2 separate regions of the Mus musculus genome follow, and region 2 is linked to region 1. Evidence: chromatin loops called from intact Hi-C (ENCODE). Cell type or tissue: left cerebral cortex. All regions are shown on one strand. Region 1 overlaps Myh15 (myosin, heavy chain 15). Region 2 has its middle 64 kb from the start of 1700026J12Rik.

What was found. Hi-C counts contacts between places; a loop is a spot of excess contacts. Peaks named below come from ENCODE experiments on the same cell type or tissue, not always from the same donor. Only the 100,000 strongest peaks of a DNase experiment are listed, where the experiment ranks them.
Region 2: a loop joins it to region 1, with 8 times the contacts of the local background. A loop is called at or near these places in 3 of 42 quality-filtered maps.

Annotation. Positions count from the first base shown.
Region 1 is chr16:49,194,830-49,198,829 of GRCm38, forward strand. It overlaps Myh15 (myosin, heavy chain 15), which reads left to right. Exons shown (of 41, transcript NM_001166210.2): 39 at 666-761; 40 at 1,927-2,061; 41 at 3,699-4,000. The coding sequence ends at 3,713. Among named protein-coding and RNA genes, the nearest start is that of 1700026J12Rik, 59 kb to the right of the region's middle. In left cerebral cortex, a CTCF peak has its summit at 1,632 (motif pointing right); DNase peaks (open chromatin) are centred at 1,669, 2,592 and 3,332; H3K27ac peaks cover 913 bases.
Region 2 is chr16:49,317,884-49,321,883 of GRCm38, forward strand. No RefSeq gene overlaps it. Among named protein-coding and RNA genes, the nearest start is that of 1700026J12Rik, 64 kb to the left of the region's middle. In left cerebral cortex, no CTCF peak of the experiment used is centred here; no DNase peak of the experiment used is centred here.

The DNA of each region.
Region 1 (4,000 bases):
GGAGAACTGTTGAGAAACCCTACCTCCCCATGTCTCTTTTCTCCAGCTGGAGCCTAGACAATGACAGAGCTGAAGATGGTGGCCATGGTTTGCAGAATCCTGCTCACCATCTTTACTGATGCCCATGACATAATTCCAAGAAACGTAGCTTTCCTATAGTTTATTACATAAAGCCAAGCACCAATTCAGAAGCTCAGGGGTTCACTTGTTTTGACTGAGGGATTTTTGGATTTCCATTTTGCATAAATGGCTTTTGTAAAAATAAATTTCATTCCTAGTAAGAAATCCCAGGTAAGTGTAGCTTATCTGGAATGAAAAGACTGAAGAATATATTAAACCTAATGGTCTTGACTTCCATTTAAGCAAAGGGCTGGCTGTAAAGATCAAGAGAAAAGTTGTTGCCATTTCTCAGAGCCATCCATTACTGTCTCAAAACTCAGGATGAATGGGGTTAAATGTATCTTTTAATGCTCTGTTATCAGATTGTAATATATATAATATATATATATAATATATATATTATATATATATATACACACACTCATATATGTGTGTGTGTGTGTGTCTGTGTGTGTGTGTGTGTGTGTGTGTGTGTGTGAGTGTACATTTAGTGCACACTGTTGGATCCTCCAAATGACTTTCCTATGCATGCCTATGCATTTCAGGCAGAGGAAGACAAGAAAAATCTGAGCAGGATGCAGGCTCTGTCTGATAAACTTCAGCTGAAGGTGCAGAGTTACAAACAGCAAGTGGAAGCAGCGGTAAGTGCCAGTTGAGCATCGTGGAGTTCCTGGCCACTGCTTTTGGTTAATGCTCTGAGCTTGTGAAACTGCTCAGCAGAGGCACCAGCTGCATCTGCCCATTCTCTGCTTTTATATAAATTAGCACTACAGCTTACAGGAGGGGAAACAAGAGAGGAAAATTGTGCTGTTCTTCCCTGCAGGAAGCCAGACCCCTCTCCCTTGACCTGATGGCTAGACTCAAACATATACGTTAGCAGAAATGAGCCATGTATAAAATAAGGGTGCCATGCAGGATTAGATTGGCAAATTTTTTTTCAGAGTTTCATTTTAAATCTCCTTCAGCTTTAGACTTTGGGTGAACATAATTGAAACTTGTAATACATTTTTTTTCTGATGAATCTGGCAACAATGTGAGCAAAACCACTATCATCTAAATATCCTTCTTCTTACTCCTTAGCTAATTATTTTATTGGCCTCAGTTCAGATTTTCAATAACAAATATGTTAAAGGTTAAGTGGCATGTGTATTAGTTTACACATAATATTTTAAGAATTTTGAATTGTATGGCTTGCTATTGTGTCCAAGAATTATTGATGCATAATTTGAAAGGGCAGCCACCTGTTTCCAAGTGTAGGTAGAATATGAATCTGATATTAAACCAATAACTATGATTGCTCTAGTATATAAGTGTGAGAAAGTTATACAATTGGTGGAAAAGAACACCCATTCTGAATTCCCAGAGGACAACAGCTGTAAAATGAATCTCTGTTCCTATTCTTTAAAAAAAGTTCCTGATTTCATTCTTCTTTATATGTATTGGCACTTTGCTTATATGTATCACTACATAAAGTTTTTAATATAAAGCTTTATGTGATTTTCTGGTGCCTAGATTGGCCAGAAGAGGGCATTAGACACTCTGAAACTGTAGTTAACAGGCGGTTGTGAGCTGTATTCAAAGGGAAAGCCGGGTCTTCTGGAAGAGCAGTAAGGACTCTTAACTGTTGAGGCATCTCTCCAGCCTCCATCCCTACTCTTAAGTCTTGCTTGTATGTCTTAGACCAAAATGACACATTCGATCCAGTGCTGGGTTTCTCTCTTCTTCTGTTTTCAATTATTGTTTCAGAGCAGAGACTACTACTTAGGAGGGGCCGTATCTTCATGTTCTGTGCTTTCCATTTGACAGGAGGCACAGGCTAATCAATACCTTTCCAAGTATAAGAAGCAGCAACATGAGCTGAATGAAGCCAAGGAGAGGGCAGAGGCCGCAGAATCGCAAGTCAATAAACTCAGAGCTAAAGCAAAGGAACTTGAGAAAAAGGTACAATCCCTTTGAAATGCTGTACAGCCTGTTGCTTCGGGCCTTGGGGGCATCACATGGATTAGTATAGCAAGGAATGTCTTGCTTTTCTCTTTAAATCTTTTTTTTTTAATAGCCAAACAAGCTCAAATAAAGTTCTTCCCCCACTTATTAAATTCTACGTGTCCAGGGAGTATGGAATTGATAAACGCTTGAAGTGGAAAAGCATTCTAGATTTATATTTTTTTAAGCCCTTCATGCCAGGCTAACTTGTAAGCTCTGAGCGTTGGACCTTTAACTTATTAGTGCAGAATACTGAGCAATTCACGGAGCAAAGGGGATTTCAAAAGTACAAAGGGACCTTGGAATTTGGAGTGAATTCTTTCCACAGTAGCCAAGCAAGTGAGTTTGAATTAGGTCAAACTGAAAACTAGGAGGAAGGTGGTCAGAAGTGAGCCAGGGGTTGGTACCAAATTCTGGAGTCCTGCTTTCTAGGTCCCAGGATTCAACTTCTGGCTCCTCCCTGAAGCACAGAAAGGTCTTTCCATGTCTCTGTCAGGAGGCCAGTGCTGTATACAGAAACTGGAAGAAACAACAATGAACTCAGCCATGGATGCTGGGCAGGGACATCTCTGCTTCCTCACTGAGAGTTTCCTTGAAACATGGTTTGTAAATGGCATCTGCCTTTAGGACAAGGGAATTAGAAGAAATTGGATAATAGAAGTAGCTACCTTTTCTACAAGGCCGGAAAAGCAGTGAGCACGGCTCCCAGCACCGGTGCTCCATTTGCTCTCAAAACTTGGTTCATGTTGAGCCTGCTCATTTCTGGTAAATGAATTACTGGTAGCCCCTCAAGGTACGCTGATAGGATTGCCAATCATAAATATCGACCTTGTCGAAGGAGGCTAAAAATTGGCTACATGGAAGACACTGAGATCTAAGTCTGAGAAGGCTGAATCATTGGTAGCTCTGGAAAGATCCCACTGCTGCCTGGACAGCAGTCTCAATCATAAGGGCCAGTTGGAGGGCTCTAGGGAAGTGGTTTGACTGGTGGCCTCGGCTGGAGAAGTGTCACCCCACTGTTTCAGGGTGTCCTGTGCAGAGCCTGCCCAGCAAGGCCATAGAAAGGATTTTCTTAGGGAGGGGCCTCCCCTGTGCTTCAATTCTCAACTTCGGGAGGTCATGGGGCCTTCAAACCCCACCCACATTTCACCTTGTCACAGCTGTTTTTTAAGAACGAATAAAACAAGTGAGTCAGAAATTGCTTCTGGCAGGAAATGAATAGGGAAACCTTGCTGGGCAGTGTGATGACTCACTGCTCCCGATTCACAGAAGAAGAGCCTAAAATCCTTCAACTGCCATAAATACAGGGAAAGTTTCCTGATGCACTCTATGTCTAGAACAAACCAGTGATATGATTGCAGCATCTTTTCCAGTGGGGGAGGGGAGGCAGAAATGGAGAGTGACAAAGTATGTCCTTGGGGTGAGTCACCTGAGCCTGCTCTCTGCTAGCAGGTAATTAATTGCCTGACCCCCTTGCCTCCCTTTGAAGCCCATGGAGAGCTGCTGAGACCTGTTTCCCTCTGGAAAGGGCTCACATGGGTTTGGGACATCCCTGGAATGTCAGAGCACACACAGACATACATTCTGTTTTCCAGGTTCGAGAAGAATAAGGAGTTTCTCTTCATTAAAAAAAAAAAAGACAACTGGAAGCAAGCCTTTAAGAAATAAGTATGTGGCAAGAATAGCAGGCTAAGGAGATGATGAAGAAAATGTTCTGATCCAAAGGACTATAACCACCTCTTGGATTAATGGATGGCTTTTTGATTCTCAGTGGCATGAGACATCTCTCTACTACAATTTCACACAAAAGACTTAACAGATGTAAGAATCAATTTTGATGTTAGAAGCAGGCACACTTCTCCTTTCCTCCATTTCTTCATGCATAGCACTCAGAGAA
Region 2 (4,000 bases), 120 kb after region 1:
CTAGCTCCTCCATTGGGAGCCCTGTGATCCATCCATTAGCTGACTGTGAGCATCCACTTCTGTGTTTGCTAGGCCCCGGCATAGTCTCACAAGAGACAGCTACATCTGGGTCCTTTCGATAAAATCTTGCTAGTGTATGCAATGGTGTCAGCATTTGGATGCTGATTATGGGGTGGAACCCTGGATATGGCAGTCTCTAGATGGTCCATCCTTTTGTCTCAGCTCCAAACTTTGTCTCTGTAACTCCTTCCATGGGTGTTTTGTTCCCACTTCTAAGGAGGGGCATAGTGTCCACACTTCAGTCTTCATTTTTTTTTGAGTTTCATGTGTTTAGCAAATTATATCTTATATCTTGGGTATCCTAGGTTTTGGGCTAATATCCACTTATCAGTGAGTACATATTGTGTGAGTTCCTTTGTGAATGTGTTACCTCACTCAGGATGATGCCCTCCAGGTCCATCCATTTAGCTAGGAATTTCATAAATTCATTCTTTTAAATAGCTGAGTAGTACTCCATTGTTTGAAGGTTTTGTTTGTTCTATTTGAGATAGTCTTGCTATGAGGGACAAACTAGCCTTAAACGTAAAGCCCTCCTGATTTAGCCTTGGGATTACAGGAATGTGCTACCATACCTTAAAAGGAAAGAATAAAAGAAAAGAAAGTTAAAGAAAAAGAAAAAAGAACAAGAAGACAGTAAGTAAGGAAGAGATGAGTGTGTGTGTGTGTGTGTGTGTGTGTGTGTGTGTGTGTGTGTGTGTGTTCATCTAGAAGTTTAGGGCCTTAAATGGCTAGCACCTCCTGGATGTTGCAAACAAAACAGACAAAGTAAGGATACATAACTACTATGCAGTGGTCTGAGGGAATGTTATGAAGGGGAGTCAGAATATGAAGCACAGGAGAGGGGTATAACCAGACAGAGCCCGAGGGTGGAGGGTATTTTCTGAAGGAGAAATAATATTCACAAGCCCAAGAACAGGCAAATTAGCATCAGAAGGATAACTGCAAGTGTGGATTTGCATAGAGGCAACGTAGAGAATTTATTCTCAGGGTTTCTTTACTTAGAGAGCTGTGTGTGTGTGTGTGTGTGTGTGTGTGTGTGTGTGTGTGTGTGTGTAGTGTTGGTAGTGTGTGTGTAGTAGTGTGTTGAGAGACACTTGAAAGAAATTATTGAAGAAGTCCTAGAATGGAATGACTGTACAGTTAGTGTCCATGACAATGAGGGTAAATGAATAATTCATAGAAGAATAGACCACCTTGGCGACAGAGATAACAGGAATGACTTCTCCCAGAAGGACTAGAGAAGTATTTGGCATTGTGAGAACACTGTTAGACTCTGTTAATATATTTAAATTTTTATTGTAAGCACATATTCTCATGCGCCTTTCCCTGCAAACAAATAAAGACCCCAGAGAATGGAACAATTTGACTTCCTAATTAGTAATTGGTAGACTTCCCCTGCCACCTTGGCTGTCTCAAGAAAAAGGACCATCAGCAAAATAGCCAGATTGTGGTGACAGTAAATCACCAGCCATCTGGAACACTTGGTGGTTGCCTCGGGGAAACTATGTAACTATCAAAGCTGATTACCCTTCTCCTGATGGAACAGGTTTTAGCCAGGACTTTGGAAACAGTTTGGACCAGGTGTTCTGCTATCCGCAAGGACTGGGACTCTCTAGAAAACCTGGCAACTATTTCTCCCTAGGGCCAGAAGGGAGCTTGTCCCCTGGTGGCAAGCTAGGGGTGCTGGTATGATTCACAAAGTTCTAAACACTTGTCCTCTGGCTATCTAACTAGCATGCTGAGATTCACAAAGTGAATCAGCATAGAGACATTCCCCTATGCTGCCCTAACAGGTGCTGACCTGTCAGATTCAATAAAAGGCTTTCCTCCATGTCTCCCCCCGCCCCAACTTATATTTCAGTAAAGTGAGCTGAGCTAGTACCACAGCGAAGGAATCAGTAGAGGAAGCAGCAGCCGAGATGACTGTGCAGTCAGAATGGCAAGCTAGGGAAAGAGAAGACAGCCAGATTCAGGACTGTTGAAATATCTGAAGAGTTTGAGGGTGACTGGGTGGGGCAAGAAGGGCAGCAGAACTAGGGGGAGTACAAGGGGGAACAAAGAGCTGAAGCTGAAGAAGGATCAAGGTTTGTAAGCAGCCAGAGAAGGGAAGCTGCTGGCCTCAGATAGCGGAAGCTTTCTAGGAAGCTGTCAAGTCTTAGGGCCAGGGATGTCAGTCATCTTACACCAAAAACTGTTGAACTGACCCGGTAAGAGCTAAGGAATCTCCATTTCCTAGGTTTTCTTGAAAGCCTAGGAAGGGTCCTGATAGGGAGGCATTCATGGAGACTATAGCATTAGAGAACTGGTTCTCAACCTATGGGTAGAGACTCCCTAGGAGTTGAAGAACTTCTCACAGGGGTCTCCTGAGACCCTAAGAAACCACGATTCATAACTGTAGCAAGATTACAGTTATGAAGTAGCAACACAAATAATTTTGTGGTTTGAAGTCACCACAATATGAGGAACTGTATTACAAGGTTGCAGCATTAGAAACATTGAGAACCACAGCACCAGAGGGTACCAATTGTCACTGCTTCCACAGGCCTAATGTCCCTGTTCATTGTAAAAGCACATCAAGGAACAAGAATGCTGCAAACCACCGGCACTAGAAGGACTTCTTCTAGCCTCCCATGATTTCTAGTAGGCAGAACCAAAGGACACCAGCCATATGATGTCCTGTTGACAGCATAGTAAGTGTCACCATATGGGAAAGGTGATGGCTTCCAAATATCCCTGGGTTGTGAAATCTGATGAGGATAATTATAGTAGCATGAGATGAATAGGAAAACAAATGATACTGTAAGCCAATCTGATTCTCATGCATTCATTCAACAAATGTTTGATGTGGTATGTATATAGCAGGCACTGTTCTTTAAGCACAGGTAGAATTCTGAATACCCAGACCAGTCCCTGCATTCATGAGGTTACACAACATGGAAGACAGGGGAAAATCCAGCAGGAATTACAGGGGGTAGTGTATGGGGTAGGAATGATACAATACAGAAGACTCACATATACAATCCTCATTAAAAGGAAGACACGTAAAAGAACAGAGTGATGTGCATCTGAAAAAAAATAATGAGTGGAGAAGGCAAGAGAAAAAGGTTTGATAGGATTCTAGATGATCATATGATTACATTTTGACTATTTGGAAATTTCTCTCAGAAAAGGCAATATTTTTTTTTCAGACACCTGAATGAATGAATAAATGAACGAATGGTAGGAAAAAAATTCCAAGATTAAAATCCATTATGAGGGAATGCTAAGCACACAAGGCTCCCGGAAGGAATACATTTGGTTGCTGTTTGAGATAAATGATGGCCCTGGGTAATAGAAAATAAAAGGCAATGGAGGCAGATGTGGACAGGGGTCAGGTTGTGGCAACTTCATGCCATGACAAACAGGATCAGAATTTTATTTTAGGTCCATGGGAGATTATTGGGAAGAGGAGGTAGGCTGACTTGGTTGTGTTTGAGATAAGCCACTAAAAATAGCAATGCATGCACGTGATTGGATGTGAGCTGACGTTGCATACCCATATATCAAATTAATGACAACAGCTCTCTCACTCATTGTGTTTAGATTACATACATTTTAACACAATGGTTCCTAATGCTGAAACCCTTTAATACAGTTCTTTATGTTTTGGTGACCTCTGTCCATTTCATTGCTACCTCATAACTGTAATTTTGCTACTGTTATGGATCATAAGGTAAGTATCTGTGTTTTATGATGGTCCTAGGTGACCCTTGTGAAAGGGTCATTCAACTCCCAAAGGGGTTGTGACCCACAGGTTGAGAACCACTGCCTTTGCTTTAATATGGTAGAACTTGGGCAACTTAATGTCAACTCAGCATTCAGCAGATGGATAATGTTAATGCTCTACAATTATATTCATCATTCTGTGTAAGTGCTGATATGTACTAATAGCTAAGTGGTG